Regions from separate parts of the Homo sapiens genome. Here region 1 is linked to region 2. A link is an interaction called in ENCODE POLR2A ChIA-PET data of the cell type or tissue named here. Cell type or tissue: IMR-90. All regions are shown on one strand. Each heading gives the region's core, and the rest is flanking DNA. Links, peaks and the distances in the headings are about the cores only. Region 1 overlaps ANO2 (anoctamin 2). Region 2 overlaps NTF3 (neurotrophin 3).

The links. Peaks named below come from ENCODE experiments on the same cell type or tissue, not always from the same donor. Only the 100,000 strongest peaks of a DNase experiment are listed, where the experiment ranks them.
Region 1: POLR2A ChIA-PET joins it to region 2 with 10 read pairs; 2 of 35 experiments call an interaction of 5 or more read pairs at or near these places.

The regions. Positions count from the first base shown.
Region 1 is chr12:5,599,110-5,607,446 of GRCh38, reverse strand. ANO2 (anoctamin 2) reads left to right here. Exons shown (of 25, transcript NM_001364791.2): 20 at 7,818-7,963. Among named protein-coding and RNA genes, the nearest start is that of NTF3, 170 kb to the right of the region's middle. In IMR-90, for the core only: no CTCF peak of the experiment used is centred there; no DNase peak of the experiment used is centred there; H3K27me3 peaks cover 2,258 bases.
Region 2 is chr12:5,469,764-5,478,100 of GRCh38, reverse strand. The region is part of intron 1 of NTF3 (neurotrophin 3); the gene reads right to left. Among named protein-coding and RNA genes, the nearest start is that of NTF3, 42 kb to the right of the region's middle. In IMR-90, for the core only: no CTCF peak of the experiment used is centred there; a DNase peak (open chromatin) is centred at 4,870.

The DNA.
Region 1 (8,337 bases), core at 27-8,026, 130 kb before region 2:
CATCTAACTTAAAAAAAAAAAAGGTTTTTACGTTAAAACAAAACTAAACTAAAAACCAGCTTGGATAAATGCTTAGCTATCCAGAAAACATAAAATGTGGACATCGGAGGAAAAAAGAACCATTCTTGGGGTTTCCAGGTGGCCAACATTTTACTGTGTGGCATAGGCTTTTGTGTTTAACGGTGATGCTTTGGAAGTGTTGGGACTCCAGGGAGTGAAACCGGAGAGAACAACTCAGGGACAGTCGTTTTCTCTTCTGTTCCTGGCTCAGTGGCTTTTAGTGGGCAGTACAGCTCTTATGTACCTTCAGAGCCTACATGGAATTCTTTCCCCAAGGGAGGTACATATTCATTTTAAAGGCCAGATTTGTTTTTTTTTTTTTTAAATAGAGGCAAGTCTGGGGGGTTAGATGGGTGATTGTGCTGGATAAGAATGTTTGGGAATAAAAATGTAATAAGAATTTACAATTAAAAGATTTATCATCTTTAGTTGATTCTTTACTTCTAAAAGCAATTTTCTAAGATTCTTCCAAAGAAAATTTTTAAATGTTTAAGAGTGTCTAATTGACCCTTATTAGTAGGCCAGGTAGTCAGCTATAATTTATCTCTTTCTCTGAGGGTGCAACATTCTCATTAGATTCTGTATGTGCGTGTGCACAAACATGCATGTGTGTGTGTGCATGTATGTGTATTGAAAAAAATAACATAATTTTGATGGCCTTGAGAATCTTACAATCTAGCAGGCTTCTTGAATTAGAACATTGCTTCCCACTCTTCAGTCATTTTTTAATCAACTTTTAAATTTCCCCCCATTACCTATGCAAACAGCTATTTGCATATTAGTTTCCTCCAAACCAACTTGCTTTTTAATTAAAATCCTCACATTTCTGAAATTGGAAAACTAACACCATCAGTTTCCATAAATAGGAAATGATGTGAAAAGAAATACAACAAAAACAAACCATTATTATTAAACAATCAATGACATTATTTCCTCTCCAAGGCTTTCTGACTAAGATCTGCCTTCTCTTTGTAAAAAATGAGAGTGCAAGCCCTGGCAGTTGTCAAAGGCATACCAGTAGCAAGCCAAAGATGTTTTTTCTTGATGGTAATGAGAGAGACTGAACAAGAGCAGCAAAGGAAATAACTAAATAACTCCTTCCCAAGGGCCTCTAATGAGATGCAAGGCCAAGTGCAGGATCTTCCAAAGGGTCACATGAACTGCCACCTCTACTTCTGGAAGGTGCCCCAGACAGGACCACTGTGGAAGCCCCACTCTCTGTCCAGGCATCTTCCATCAGGCAGCAGCCGCCCCCATCATTGCTAGGCCTGGCTTAGAGACCCTGGAGATGGGAAACAAAATGCTTCAAAGGGAGGCAGTAAAATGGGGTCACCGAGCACTTGAAAGGCAGCTCTGTGACTAATGCCATGATAATAGATAAAACTTGGTTGCGTGATCTGGCTTTGAATGGTCCCCACTCACACAACCCCAGGCTCTTGGGGCCTGACACAGTTGTGGCCGATGCTTCCCAGAGAGGATCGGATGGTTTTAAACATTTTGGGCCCCAGGATGATGTTCATACGCATCTCCTTCTGAGATTACTTCATACATGGCGAGCAGCGTGGCTGAATCTGATCTTGTGGTATTTATTATCTGAATCCATGGATGGGAATTTCCCTCCTCCCCTCCCTGCACCTTGCCTTTCCCATATATGTTCATGCAAAATAGACTTTGGATCCAGACTGCATAGTGCCCCCGAAACACATGCCACACCACAGCCCAACTCTTTGCTATAATTCCATCTCAAATTTAGCTCCGGTCCACATCGAAGCAAAATTGGAAATGGGCTCTTCTCATATGGAGAGGTGGGTTTTTGGTGAAAGGGTAAATGCCACCTTTTTCACGTACCACATTGTTTCCTGGGCATGCTTTGAGACAGACAGAGCAGATAGACAGATCAATACTGCCACGGTCAAAATGTCTCGCCATCTCTATTCTAACTAAAAGCTCCAGATCATATCCAAAAATAGCTGTTAAATGTACCCCTGGACACAGCTAGTAAGATTTCATAAACTTTCTGCTTTCTTTTTGTAAATGTGATAAATGTTATATTTCCAGACATAAAACAGGCTCTCTTTAAAGCCAACACGGGAGGGAGGTCTGTGTTCTCCTCAAATACAGTGGAATCTGGCCATAAATCAGAAGTTTAAGGAACAAATTTGAACCTTGTCAGGTATCAGGAAAAGGAATAGGAATACATAGCTTAGAAGTGGATGTGTTCCTCATCTTTGGTCATTTAGGGCTAGGTTCTGCCTTCTTTATTTAATGAGGCTAAAGATCTGTGGAGCCACGTCTGTAGGGACCTGTCTAGGGCCCAGATTCCTGCTGCAGGGAGGCCCAAGGTGTGATGGACACTCACCATGGTCCTGGGGTGACCCTGTGGGGCACAGGCAGAGGGAATGCTCTGAGCCTTCCGGAAAGAGTTTCTGAGACTTGTCATTAAAAAGGGACGGAAAAATAGCAAATTAAAAAAAAAAAAGAAAAGCAAGGGGGGTAACATCAAAGGAGTTACTTTAATGAGTGAGTGCATCATACGGTCGGAATCGTAATCTGAAGGTTTCCAAAAGCCCATCTGTATGTTATACAACTTCCAGGATTCCTGTTAAATTCTGCTCTGGAGGGACTTCCTTTATTATTATTTTTTTTAATGGTCACTGGGATATCCAGGAGGAAATCTGGGAATGATAAATTCACAGGACTATTTGTGGATATTTTCCCCTGCATTTGTTTTGACCTACCCACACTGGATGGGACTTTGATCACAAAGCCCCTCCCGTAGCCCCTGTGTCTTCCCTTGCCTTTGCCACACAGTCTTACAGTTGCCTTCTGTTCCCATGACTCTCCTTCTTTGTCCTTTGAAGGCTCCTTTCCCTCTATCCCATCCCATAACTTTTCTGACGCACGCTCTATCCATAGTTGGCATTGCTCATTCCTAGGGCTTCCGCCGCTCTTTCCACGATGATTCTCAGATCTCCATCAGTCCCAGATCGTTCCAGGGCTCTAGGCACAGATATGCAGTTGCCTACTGGACATCTCTACTTAGTTGTCTCGTGGGTTTCCCCACTTAGACATGGCAAGAACAACTCCTCCTCCTCCTCCTCCTCATCCTCATCAAAACTGCCTCTTACGTTGTATTCTCTATCGTAGCCATCGGCACCACCAACCACACACATGCCCTAAGACCATGAGAATCATCGCTGATTCCTCATTGTCCTTCCCTTCTGTGTACGATCCACCATCCACTTTTTAATTCTACCTCTTATGCATGTCTCAAATATATCTACTTCCCTTCATGTCCGTTGCTATCACCCCAGACTCTGCTACCATAATCTCTCGCCTGAACCACTGCATAATATGGTGTACAAGGTCTTTGATGCCATGAGCCTACACTACCTTTCAAGACTTACCTTTCATCATTTTCTTTTTTTTTTTTTTTTTTTTTGAGACGGAATCTCGCTCTTTCACCCAGGACGGACTGCAGTGGCGCTATCTCAGCTCACTGCAACCTCCGCCTCCCGGGTTCATGCCATTCTCCTGCCTCAGCCTCCCGAGTAGCTGGGACTACAGGCGCCCACCACCGTGCCCTGCTAATTTTTTGTATTTTTAGTAGAGGCGGGGTTTCACCGTGTTAGCCAGGATGGTCTTGATCTCCTGACCTCGTGATCTGCCCGCCTCGGCTTCCCAAAGTGCTGGAATTACAGGCGTGAGCCACTGCGCCCGGCCTCATCATTTTCTTGATTGTACTCTATGCTGCAAGCATTTTGAATTCCCTTCAGTCCTTTCTATGAGCCATTTTCACATTTGCCTTAGGCTGTTGCATAAATAACTCTCCCTGCCTAGAATAACCTCTTTGCCCCTCACACTCTCTCCACCTTTCTCTTTCTTCTTCTACCATCTTTCATTATTTAGTCTTAAATAGTAAGAGTAAATTATTTATTTAGTAAATTAAGTTAGTTTACACATCTCTTCCTCAAAGAGAACTTCGCTGCCTTAGGCCAGGTTAGGACTTTTATGTTCTCATAATCACTAAACTTCTCCCTTTATAACACTCTTATATTGGTCACTCTTGTTTTATTGGTCGTTATTGGTCACTTTTGTTTAAATGTCCCCATTGCCAGTGAGATTATTTCATCAAACACATCACATGTCTTATTAGTCACATTTTTTTTTCCTGGAGATGATTTCTAGGAATCCTCTGTTCTCCCGGGCAAACCAGAACTGCTCATTTGCTAAACCTTCTATAGAGCTATCAAGCTGAGTTGCTTCAATACCTTCTTTCTTTTGTGGGGTTTCTGTTTGCTGGATTCTGTATGTTTTCTTCCTTGCTTTATATCCTTGGTTGGTGAAATTCATCCTCCAGGAGCTTCATGAGAATGGATGCATGCATAAAAAGTTCATTTTTTTGAAACCTTGCATACTTAAAAGTGTCTTTAGTCTGTCTTTGACTTTCGTCTATACTTTGGCTGGGTATAGGAGTCTATGCTGAAAATTATTTGCCTTCTGAATGTAAATACATTTCTGCAGAGTCTTCTAGTGTCAAGGGCTGATCTGGAGAATTGTAACCTATTTTTGATTCCCAATTATTTGTAGAGGATCTATGTTTGTTTCTCTGGATCTGGAAGCTTTTAGAATCCTTTCCATTATTCCTAAAGTTCTGAAATCTCATGACGATATGTTTTGCTGGAGGCTTTTTTTTCACCATTATGCTGAGTGGGTCCTTCCAATCAGAAAATGCATGTCCTTCACCTCTGGGACATTTTCTTTTATTTCTTTTGCACTTTCTTCCCCACCATTGTCTCTGTCTTCTCTTTCTGATTAAGTGTTGGAGTTTCAGGCCGGGTGTGGTGGTTCGTGCTTGTAATCCTTGTACTTTGGGAGGCCTAAGTGGGTGGATCATCTGAGCCCAGGAGTTTAAGACCAGCATGGGCAATATGGTGAAACCCTGTCTTTACTAAAAATACAAAAAATATTAGCTGGGCCTGGTGGTGCATGCCTGTAGTCCTAGCTACTTGGGAGGCTGAGGTGGGATGATAGCTTGAGCCTGGGAGACAGAGGTTGAAGTGAGCCGAAATCACACCACTGCACCCCATCCTGGGCTATGCAGCAAGACTCTTGTCTCAAAAAAAAAAAGAGTTCCTAGATCAATTAATTTTTTAATGTTTTCTTTCCTATTGTCCATTTCTATGTCTGTTCTACTTTTTTTCCGAGAGATAGTATTGATTTTAATCTTTCTGTCATTTTATTGAATTCATTTCAGATCTAGATTTTTCCTGGCTCATTTTTCTCTTCAGAATAAACTTCTTGCCCCTGTTGGTATTGGGAAGTGCTAGTCACCTAGGCAACATGCGTACAGAGCCATTGGCGTCTACTGTTCCTTAAGCAGAGCTTTGACCAGTCACCACCCCCTGCCTTGGGGATACCTGGTGCCTCCAACTCCTGAGCCTTTCTGAGATTTACAGCATGAGTTGGCTTGTTTCTCTCTACCATCTTCCACTGTGAACAGTTGATACCAGTCACACAGCTTTGCTGACTCCCTCGTACACTGTCCGTCTTCCAAGATATTCATCAACATTCCTCACACACTACTATATTCATGACTATTTTCATTAATTTGTGGTTTTATACTTTTTAAAATTCATTCATTGGTATTTTAGTGGCATTTCAGAAGTGGATAAATATATGTTTATATTCAATTTTCTATGTATAATCAAAACCACTAATTTTTTACTAAAGATTTGAACACGTCGTCTGATTACTGTTCATGGAGGAGAAGTCTCACTTTGAATTCTGGTTCTAGACTTCCCTCACTTTCCTTTCTTCTTTTCTTCTCTCTCTCTTTGATTTTTCCTGCATCTTCTCCTTCTGTTCTGACTCACAGACAGGATCACAACCAGCTCACATATTTAGCTTCAGAATCTGTAGGCTCCATCTAGTTTTTTTTCAATTTTTTATTATCACAGAATTATTGCTTACTTTTTTCTTAGAAATTTTTTACTATGAAATTTTTCTTATGAAATTCTAAAGAATTTCAGCTCACTCTTTAAATCCTTCTGTGATAAAGATGATAATAGGAACAATGATATATTTGTCTATCTTTATTTATCTTGATAAATGTCTATCAGAGCATGTATCTTGGTACATGCTCTTAACATGTATCAAGCCCTAAATGAAGCATGCTGTATAGATTATGTCTTTTAACTCACCCTGTGGGCAAGTTAATATTTATTTCTCCATTTTAAAGATAAGAAAACTAAAGCTTATAGAGTTGTAATAACTTGCCCATGGACATATAGTTGGTGATTTGTGAAATCTGGTTTTATACAATTTCTGGCACCAAAGATGAGACTTTTATCCACTATACTACATCCTCTTGATAGGAAATAGGAATATTAGACCAGAAACTGATCAAAACATTATTTTGAACTATTAGATTTTCATTAGCTGTTAGAGGCACTTTCAAACAAGGATGGGATGCCTAATCATACCAGAAGTGCTCCTCTGGAAATATCTACACAGGGGTTGGGTGGTCTTGGGTGAAGAATGTTGGGGGACATGGGGAGGTTCCTACATCCAGATGAAGCATGGACTTCAAAATCCCGTTTAAACACTTCAAGTCTTTGATTCTTACCATTTTACTGTCTCCCAACTATTAGGTTGCTGCTTAAAGTAATTGCAGTTTTTGCCATTAAAAAGTAATTGCAAAAACTGCAATTCCATTCCCTGTACATTGTGCATCAATGGGAAGTATGAAATAACTCCACCCTAAGGTGTATTTTAGCATTCGGTATTAAAAATAATAACAGGTATCATCTATTCAATGCTTACTGTGTCCAGATATTGTGCTAAGGACTGTATAAACATTGTTTCACTTAATTCTTATTTCAACCCTGAGAAATTGGGCCATTATTATCATTCTACACCAAAAAAGTCCTGAATGTAGTTGTCTTAGTCTGCTCAGGCTGCTGTAACAAAATGCCATAGGCTTAACTGACAGAAATTTATTTTCTCATAGTTCTAGAGGCTGAAAGTTTCAAGATCAAAGTCGAAAAGGGTTGAATTTCTGATGAGGGCTCTTCTTACAGGTAGCTGCCTTTTCTCTGTGTCCTCAGATGGTCTTGAGATATCCCTTTCTCTCTTCCTCTACTCATAAAGCCACCAATCCTATTGAATTAGGACCCCACCTTTTTGACCTTATTTAATCTAAATTACCTCCTAAAAGTCATATCTCCCAATACAGTCACATTGGGGATTAGAGCTTCAACAAATGAATTTCAGCAGACATCATTCAGTCCATAGTAGTGGTGGGCAATGTTTAGCTTGGTTTTAATGGAAAGATGATGCTATTAATGTTATTGAGACCTGAAAAATGTTTCACCTAGGAGGAGAACAGACCTGTGTTCCCCCATGAAGAGGGTGGATAGATCACCTGTTGGACAATAGGACTGGTGCCGTCTCAGCATTGGCAGGAAGGGCCAACTCTCTTGTTGCTTGTCAGACAGCAGGAAGAATTCAAAAGTATTTTGGGGTTTGAAGAAACCTCATCCTTTGTGGAGGGAGTCTGCACGATCTTTATAAAGGACTTCCTCAGGTTGCCTTTAGGAGAAAAGTAGTCTCTTTAGTGTCTCTCTATCTCTACTTGTTTTTGGATCAGAGATGGCTTTAGTGTCAAAACTTTTGTGTTCTTTTTCTTTTTTCTGTCTGCAAAACCAACCCTGTTCTCCAGAGGCTTTTTGTAACTTAATCCATTTCTTTTCCAGGAAGCTAAAGAAACTATTTCGAAAGCTGAAAGATGAGACCGAAGCTGGAGAAACTGACTCTGCCCATTCGAAACATCCAGAGCAGTGGGACCTAGACTACAGCTTGGAACCATACACAGGACTGACTCCGGAGTACATGGAAATGAGTGAGAACCCATGGTCCTGCCTTCCACTGGGGGCAGGTTCAGACAAGGGGTCTGTGGGGTTGAAGGGGGAAGGTAGGGGATTGGGGAAAATGACTGGGACAGCCTCTGCTTCTTCATGAGCTTCATGGCTATTCAGTGTTCCCTTCAGTGCCACATGAAAGTTGAGAAGAATGGGGCAGAAAGAGACCTGGGAGGAGAACCTGGAGCAGCTCAGTCAACAGTTTGGTGGATAATTCTAGGATGATGTTCTCTTTTCCTTGTGATTCCTCTCCTCATCTATAAACTAAAGTTTGATCTCTCAGGCCCCTTTCCATGGTTTCTATTATTGATAAAGCTGAAAGGGAAATAGTACAATCTGAAATTTAAGAATATAG
Region 2 (8,337 bases), core at 164-8,163:
CACATTTGATATCCAGCTAGTTTTAGCTTAAAGCACAGTAAACCTTTAAATGTACAGCAACTATGGTGTAAATACATTAACATTTTATAATGAACACATGTGCTTTGAGACGAAAGCAGTCACCAAGGGAGTAAGGGTTACTTCTCCATTAGCTCTTCAAGTATTTGGGTGTCCTGTTAATGTGCATTATATCCTACAGCTAATTCCCCAGAAAGTGAGAAATCTGGAATAAGAAAAGAGGCAGGAAAATATCTGTGCTGGAACTTCCCTTTTTTGCAGTCCTGTGTCCTAAACAATGCCATCCTAAATTCTCATTATATGTGATACATTAATCTTCTCAAACATCCCAATAAAGAAGGAAATGGAGGGAAGAGGGGCAAGCAGAAATCATGCACTCCATACTTAGTGAAGGCTCACGAATAATTATAGCATCAATAGTGATGATAACTCACTTTGTCAGTACTTACTCTCTGGCAAGAACTGTGCTAAGAACCCTGCAATCACAACCTGACTTCATTCTACAATAACCCTATGACGCAGATCCTGTAGTTCACAACTTACCTGAACCCTGCGTATTATCTCATACCCTCCGTGAGATCTGGGCGAACATCCAATGATTAAACATGTTAATATTTCCACTGCAAAATTATATTCACTGAAGTGAAATAAAGACTAGCTCAATTCAGGTTAGGTTTTATAGCCAAATGAATTTGCTGTCACTTTAAGAAACGACTCTGGGTTTTCAGGGCTTTTTGGGTTTCGGAATTATAAAGAAGAGACTGGGGATGTGTATTATTCCACTTCATAAATAAGGATAGCCTGCTTGAGATCACACCATGGCAATACTATAGCTCAGCTTAGCGGAGCTGGGATTCAAACCCAGGCATGTCTGATATCAAAACCCACGTTCTCAAACACTAGGGCCATGCTGCTCATCTTCCCCACCCTGGGGAAACTAGAGAATAAAAACTCCCTACAATGGTTTTCTGAGAAGGCCAAATTAAACTGTGATTACAGACACCCTTTTTCATGTTTATTTTTTCCTTAAATAATTTTTCCTAGAGAGATGTTTTTTCCTTATTATAAAAGTAATATAATGAACTTATTGAAGAAAAATTTAAAAATACAAAAATATATCATCTATCAGCTCCCACAGGTATTATTATGGAATATTTGTGCCCAACCTTTTAAAAATAAATAAAAAAATCTCTATGCATTATAGGCGGGATGGTTTAATATACATCATTCTGGAACTTTCTTATTTCACTTACTATTACAATCTAGGCTTTCTCTCCTTATATTACAATTCTACCTAAACAAAATCTTGATGGCCACATAATATTCTATCACGTTAATTTGCCATAATTTACCGGATGACACCCCCTTGTTGGACATTTACTATTTTGAATCCTCTGCTCCCATAAACAGTGCTGCAATAAGTATCTCCATGTGCAGAGCTTACTACGGGTGTGCTATTCTCATGATCCACCACTCCAGCCACTTCCTTACCCTCTGGCCACATCTGCCCTGTGCAGCTCCAACCTCAGATCAGTTTATACATCTATTCTCCCAGCAGACACGCAGGCTGCTAAAGACAGGGAAACGCGGCCTATGAACTACTTGGTGCCCAGCAAATTGATGTTCTCAAGGATCTGCTCTGCTCAGCCCTTACTGTAGATCAACAATTTGCTCTTTTTCTCATTTCAGGTCTTCCCTCCCCTCACAGCTGCTCCTATCTCCTCAAGCCTCTTGGAACATCATACAGAGAATCCTGCCTCCTGCTGCACAGAGTCCTTCAGGTAGGAGCTCCCTCAGCTGTCTAACTCCACCTACGAATCTCCTTAGATGTATACTCTGAGGAGACCAGATACTTTATCACCTAAACTTTCAAAAGTGAAAAGGGGTGTAAGCAATAATTTTGTTGGGGTAATGGTTGCACGGTAGGACTGCCCTGGGTCAACCAGGAAGTGTGATTACTGTGAGTATAACCAGAATTTCTTCTGAGTGGCAGGGCTGACCTTATCATACTCGCTCTCCAACAGGCCCTATACTGACACTCTGGGACCCACACCCATTTCCTCAGAAACCTTCTTCCATCAGGGCCTCCATCCCAGGTGTATTTTCTCTTTTCTTTTCTTGTCTTGTCTTTTCTTCTCTTTTCTCTTTCTTTTTCTCTCTTTCTCTCTTTCTTTCTTTCTTTCTCTTTTTCTTTCTTTCTTTCCTTCTCTCTCTCTCTCTCTCTCTCTTTCTTCTTTTTTCTTTTTTGAGGCAGAGTCTCATTCTGTCACTCAGTCTAGAGTGCAGGGGCATAATCACAGCTCACTGCAGCCCCGACCTCTTGGGCTCAGGTGATGCCTCCCACCTCAGCCTTCCAAGTAGCTAGGACTACAGGAATGCACCACAAGCCCAGCTATTTTTTTGTATTTTTTGTAGAGATGGGGTTTTGCCATGTTGCACAGGCTGGTCTCAAACTCCTGGGCTCAAGCAATCCTCCCACCATAGCCTCCCAAAGTGCTGGGATTACAGGTGTGAGCCACCATGCCTGGCCCAGACATATTTTCAACCTACCCCTCCATAAAGGTTTTCCTTCCTCTGTAGATAATGTTCAGATGTTGCCAGTATTAGAGAAATGAAATAAAATAGTTGTCATATAACTTTGTAACTATCTGATCCCAGCCACATGCTGTCTCCCAGAGAGTAGAATTCCCTATGTCCATCATCCCCACCTGCACCAGGTCCCTAAAAAAACAGCCCCACCTAGAATACCATTCTTCATTTCAAAGTCAGGCAGGTGTGCCACAGCCCCTCCTCCCTCATGCTCTCTGAATCACTGGACACTCCGATCCCTCCTCCAGACGGCACCTCTCTTGGTCTTCCTCCTACCACCACCAGCACTTCCCTTGCATTCTTTCCATATTCTTCTCCAACATTCTGCTTTCCCTTCTCATCTGAGGATATGACTGTGCAATCTCATCAACCCTGCTGATGTGTAGATACGTCTATGCTCACATCTCCAGGCACAGACCTCCGTCCTATACTCCAAACCCATAGACATCCATGGGACATCCATGGCCTACTAGACATCTCCACCTGAACTGCAGAGGAATCTCAAGGGTGCTATATCCAAAGCTGAAGTCACCATCCTCCCCCAAACCCTGCTCCTCCTCCAGCCTCTCGGATTTTCTCTCTTGGGAAAAGGCAGCACCAGAAATCATGTTTGAGTCCTCTTTCTTCCTTTCTTCCCTGCCCCCACATTGAACTGATCTTTAATAATTCCAGTTGACTCTGCCTCCTCCTATTTCTCAAAATCCACCCTCCTTTTCTCTACAGTCCATGCTACCTCTTTCGCCTGGATTACTTCAATAGACTCTTAAATGGTTTCCGAGACCCTATTTTGCCCTCTCCCAGCCTTCCCTATCATTTCTTCCCCGCACTGGAATGGAATTGGGTCATTCCTCAGCTGGAGAAATTTCTGTTCTTCTCTATAACCTCCAAGATCAAGCTAAAATTCCTCAGCATTGTCTGCCCTTCATCGTCTGGCTCCTGGGTGCCTCACTTGCCAGCCTCATCTCTTGCCAGCCCTCCTCTCCCTGTGCACAGCAGCCTCAGCGAGGGACCTGGGTTTTCCAAACACACCATGTATACTCTCACCTCTGCCAGGGCTCCCCTGACAACTCCCTGTGCCAGGAAGGCAATTTCTCCCTTTCCTTCCCTGGCTAACTACTATTTGACTGTCTGAGCCTGCTCATACATCACGTCTCTGAGAAAGACTTCTCAGCACTTACCGCATTCTTTTACAACCATCCTTTTTCTTGCCTGTCTGCTCCACTTAACTGTATGCTCTCTTTTGATGTGTTTTGATATCCTTAGCACCTGCAATGGTGCCTGGCTCATGGTAGGTACTCCATAAAAGATTCCTAGAAATAAAGTCACTGGATCAAAGGGATGAAGCTCTTAAGAAGCCTGAAATATGCTTTTGTCCTGCCATCATTATTGTCAGCTCACCCTTTCACTCTCGAGTGTCCCACTTTGGAAAATAAATTCCATGCTCTCTCTTCTCTGAAGGCCTTCCATATGGATACCTGTACCCTTTAAAGGTATTTATTCAGAGCCAAGAGCAATAGACCAACTAGGGTGAATCAGAAGGGGACTGAAGATGCGCATGTGAGGCTGAGAGAGGTAGGAGGAGTTTCTGGGTGTCCTGAAGATGATGGATGACATGGGTGATCTCACACAAAACTGCATGTCAGCAACTGCAAAGGAAGGATTCAGATGCCAAAGAGAAAAATAAAAATCTCAATTCCAGCAGCCCTTGCCCACTGCCCAGAATGGCATGGTTGCCTCTCTTTGGGAATGAGAAGCAAGAAGGAAGGCAGCTCAGTAGGACATGGAGAAGGATAGCTGCACTAGGATGGTAAGGGACTTGCCCAGAACTCAGAAGCCCCTCTGGCCTGAGTCTCCTCTCTCTCACACTCCACCTACTAGACGATGATTCCCCCAGCAGGGTTTCCTGGCCCTACAGCTCTAACATACTATCAGCACTGGATTGGAAATTTTTAGGAATAAGAGAGAATGCATAAGACTGGAGAACCTGCAAATAAAAGCAAGTAGGAGTTAACATCCAGGGGACTTGTAAAAACTAGGGCAGGGACAAAATGCCCCTTAGCCACCTCTGTGAAGGCAACGTCTAAGCACGGACAAGGCTCTGGGAGGGCTTCCTACCACGTCAGGGAACTCAGTGTAGCTCTAGGTAACTACCGGATTTCAAGTTCCTGAGGGCAGGGCCCACATTTCCTTGCTATCTGCAGCTCCAGTGCCTCATGCGGTCCTAGCACAAGTTGCACAATTATGTGTGTGGAGTGGAAAGAATGTACTTCCTAGGGATGTACAAGGATCTGAGGAGGGCTGGGCAGGCAAAAGCCAATGAGAAAAGAGGCATAGGTCTCTCACAGTGGCAGAAAGAGAGGATAGCAGTCTGAGGCTTAAGTTCAGGTCTATGGGTGGGAGGAGATGTTTTTAGCAAGACCATTTAGAGACGGGCCAGGAGCTGTTTTTGAACTAAACAAGACGGGAACTCTGCTGCTGGAGCCTTTCAAGAATATATCTAGCTTGCCAGTAAAACTCAGAGAAAGTGCTCTCCTGGCCCAAAGAAAAATAATGCTGGAGAATTGTTTTCCCCTTAGGAAATTCACTGAATAATGGCTCTAGGGATAAATTGACACAGGCGTCAACATAGATATCTATGATCACTGGTTCCCTAGATCAATGCAAAAAGGCTAGCTCTGAGGCCAGCTCCTGCGAATCAGTGGTCTCTGACCCTGCCACGTCCCTCTGCCACAGCTTTCTCCCTCAGCATCACCCTCCCAGGAACACTGAGCCCAGCGGGGAGAAGACAGTTGCAAATGAGAAGAGAGACCAGCAGTGGCAGTCAAGCCAGCCTTGAAAACCCTCCTTGTCACCCGGCATTGTGAGGGATCAGCACATGTCCCCACTTAAGGCAGGCCCAGGCTGGAGTAACAGAAGCTCTGACCCAGAAAGAGGGACAGAGAGTAAGTGACCACTGGAGGGAGAAAGTGAGGGTGGCAGTGGAGGTCCCGAATGTCATATAATTCCTGACATTTATACTGTTCGTTGTATTTTAAAGTTGATCATGATAGCCCAATTCATTTCAATATGAGGACGAATATTTTCTTTATTTTAAATGTAAGGAAACTGAATCTCACGAAGGGTAAATAATTTTTCTAATGACAAACAGCCAGTAGGTGACAGAGCTAGAATTAAGCCTGCCATTCTATGATTTCTGTTCTGTTTCCCAAATGCTCATGCGCACGAGCTGCCTGCTTATACTTTCCCTTCCCGTCACACCAAACACTGCCCTTCTTTCACCCAACAAGCCTTGAGATTCTTATCCATTCCATGAGGGTAATGTCAGTGTGTAGGAATGTCAAATCATTCCCATTAATAAATTTAAAAACAAAGCTTTACGGAGCCTAATTACACAGAGATGGTAACCTTACCATTGGCCAAATACACTTCTTGCCAGGTGATGCTTTCTTGGCCAGGACCTCAGACCGCACAGTTATCAAAATGAAACCAAGTAAAAATGGACGGTGTGCAGAGGAAGGTCTTGGGGCTGCCAGGCTTGCTTTCTATGTTGAACATAAGACATCTCTGCATGAGACTCGCAGGCATGATGCACATGTGGGAGATTTGATTCTCCTCTCTCTGCAAGCCCTTTTATCACCCACCAAGAAAGAAAACTTCCAGGATGCCTGAAGCCCACTTTCTACTTTCTGCTAGGAAGAGATCTGTCTCTGGGAGACAGATATGCACGAGGAGATCTGTCCCTGACTTCTACAGAGATCCAGAAGGAAATGCCCAGTGAGCAAAGTCAAGCCACTGTCCAGAAGTCTTCCCCTCTATACAAACATCCTCATGTTAAGTTCTCACTGTTCTTCACTGCCCTCCATCCAGAACCCTTTTCTTATCTCCAAAGAAGAGCCCCTAAACGCACAGACACAGAAAGAGATGCCTGCAATAAACAGCCAGCACCGAAGCTGCCTCTCCTGAGACGCTCCAGGTGAGGGCCTGGCTTCCCTCAGCAATCCCTGCTCCAGTGCATCCAGCCATCTCCTCAAAATCTTCTTGCAATGTCAGTTCCTTTGTTTGATGTATTCTTGGAGGGAACAGAATATCTGTGCTTTAAGATTATTTTGTACATTTCAACATAGTATTGGTTTCCCAAACTCACACAGTGCTTCTGTGTGACAGATAAGGGAACTAAAGCCCGACAAGGAAAATGACATTTCTAAGGTCACCCACTAGTTGACGCTAGGAGAAATATGAATCCAGGTCTCCGGGCCCCCTGTGGATTGCTGTTTCTAAAGGCCGTCTGTTCCACATTAATAGCCCTTGAAATAGTCTAAAAAACCAGAGGAATTTCTAGTGTTAGAAGAGACCCAAAAGTCGGTGAGCCCATGTTTCTCAACAGAAATCACACTGTGGACAAATAAACTATTTCAAATGTTTATTGTAAGATCTAGTAGTAGGGGAGAAGAGAGGAGACCAGTAATGCAGAAAATGAATGGAAACTTGCATTGCCAAAAGGAAGGGTGGGAAGGAAAGGAGCTCAAAGCAGGTGTTGACAACATGTGCAGCTTCTGCGTGTATCAGTGGCTGAGAGACATACATATGTATTTCAAAATAATAGACTTTATCAGAAATCATCTGGGCCACACATTTGTCTTATGAGCAGTATTTTATAGTAGAGAGACTGCAGGCTGGGTGGCATGTTCCACACATGCATTTGACTTCATAGATAAGGGGAATGCTCTGTCTTCTGGTCTTACAGCTCTGCTGGACAGGTATGGGCAGGCCGAGCAGAGGGGAAGGAGACACAGTGCTGAATCCCACGTGAAGCTGCCACAGCAGAGATCTGGGAGAAGGCAGGGGGCACGCTCACCCAGGGACAGGAAATGAAGAGGAGGGCATGGCCCCCTGCCCTGCAGCCATGGGAAGAAGAGGTGGCAGGGGAGACTTAGCAACAGGAACTACACGGATGGCTCACTCGGGTTACAGCCAGGACTGCAAGTGGAATGCCCCAGGAACACGGATGTCCCCTTCTGCCTCAGCATTTAGACTGCGACACAGGATTCAGGAATCAAACTTCAGCGTGAGGGGGTGTTTTCCTGCTGCAAAACGTGGATGTTCTAGACACTCCCTCCTGGAGCTTGTGGCAGTTACTCCAGCTTCCTGCTCTTGGCGGAGATGAGAGAGAACTCCTGTCCTCATATCAGAGAAAGGGAAGAATCCCAGCTGTATAACTTCTTCTCATTCAAACCTCTAGGCCAGAAGTCTCTCTTAAAATGAGCTCAGGAGGCCGAGCGCAGTGGCTCACGCCTGTAATCCCAGCACTTTGGGAGGCCGAGGCGGGTGGATCACGAGGTCAGGAGATCAAGACCATCATGGCTAACACCGTGAATCCCCATCTCTACTAAAAATACAAAAAATTAGCCAGGCATGGTGGCGGGCACCTGTAGTCCCAGCTACTCAGGAGGCTGAGGTAGGAGAATGGAGTGAACCCGGGAGGCGGAGCTTGCAGTGAGCTGAGATCGCGCCATTGCACTCTAGCCTGGGTGACAGAGCAAGACTACATCTCAAAAACCAAACCAAAACAAAACAAAATACAAACAAACAATGAGCTCAGGAAAAAGTAACAGTGTCAAAGGGAAACAGGGTCCCTCTTCTTTTTTTGTATCAATACAGGGAATCTTACTGAATCAAATATGTGGGTAACTAAAAAAACAGTGGATGCCATGAGTCTAAAATTATCCCCAA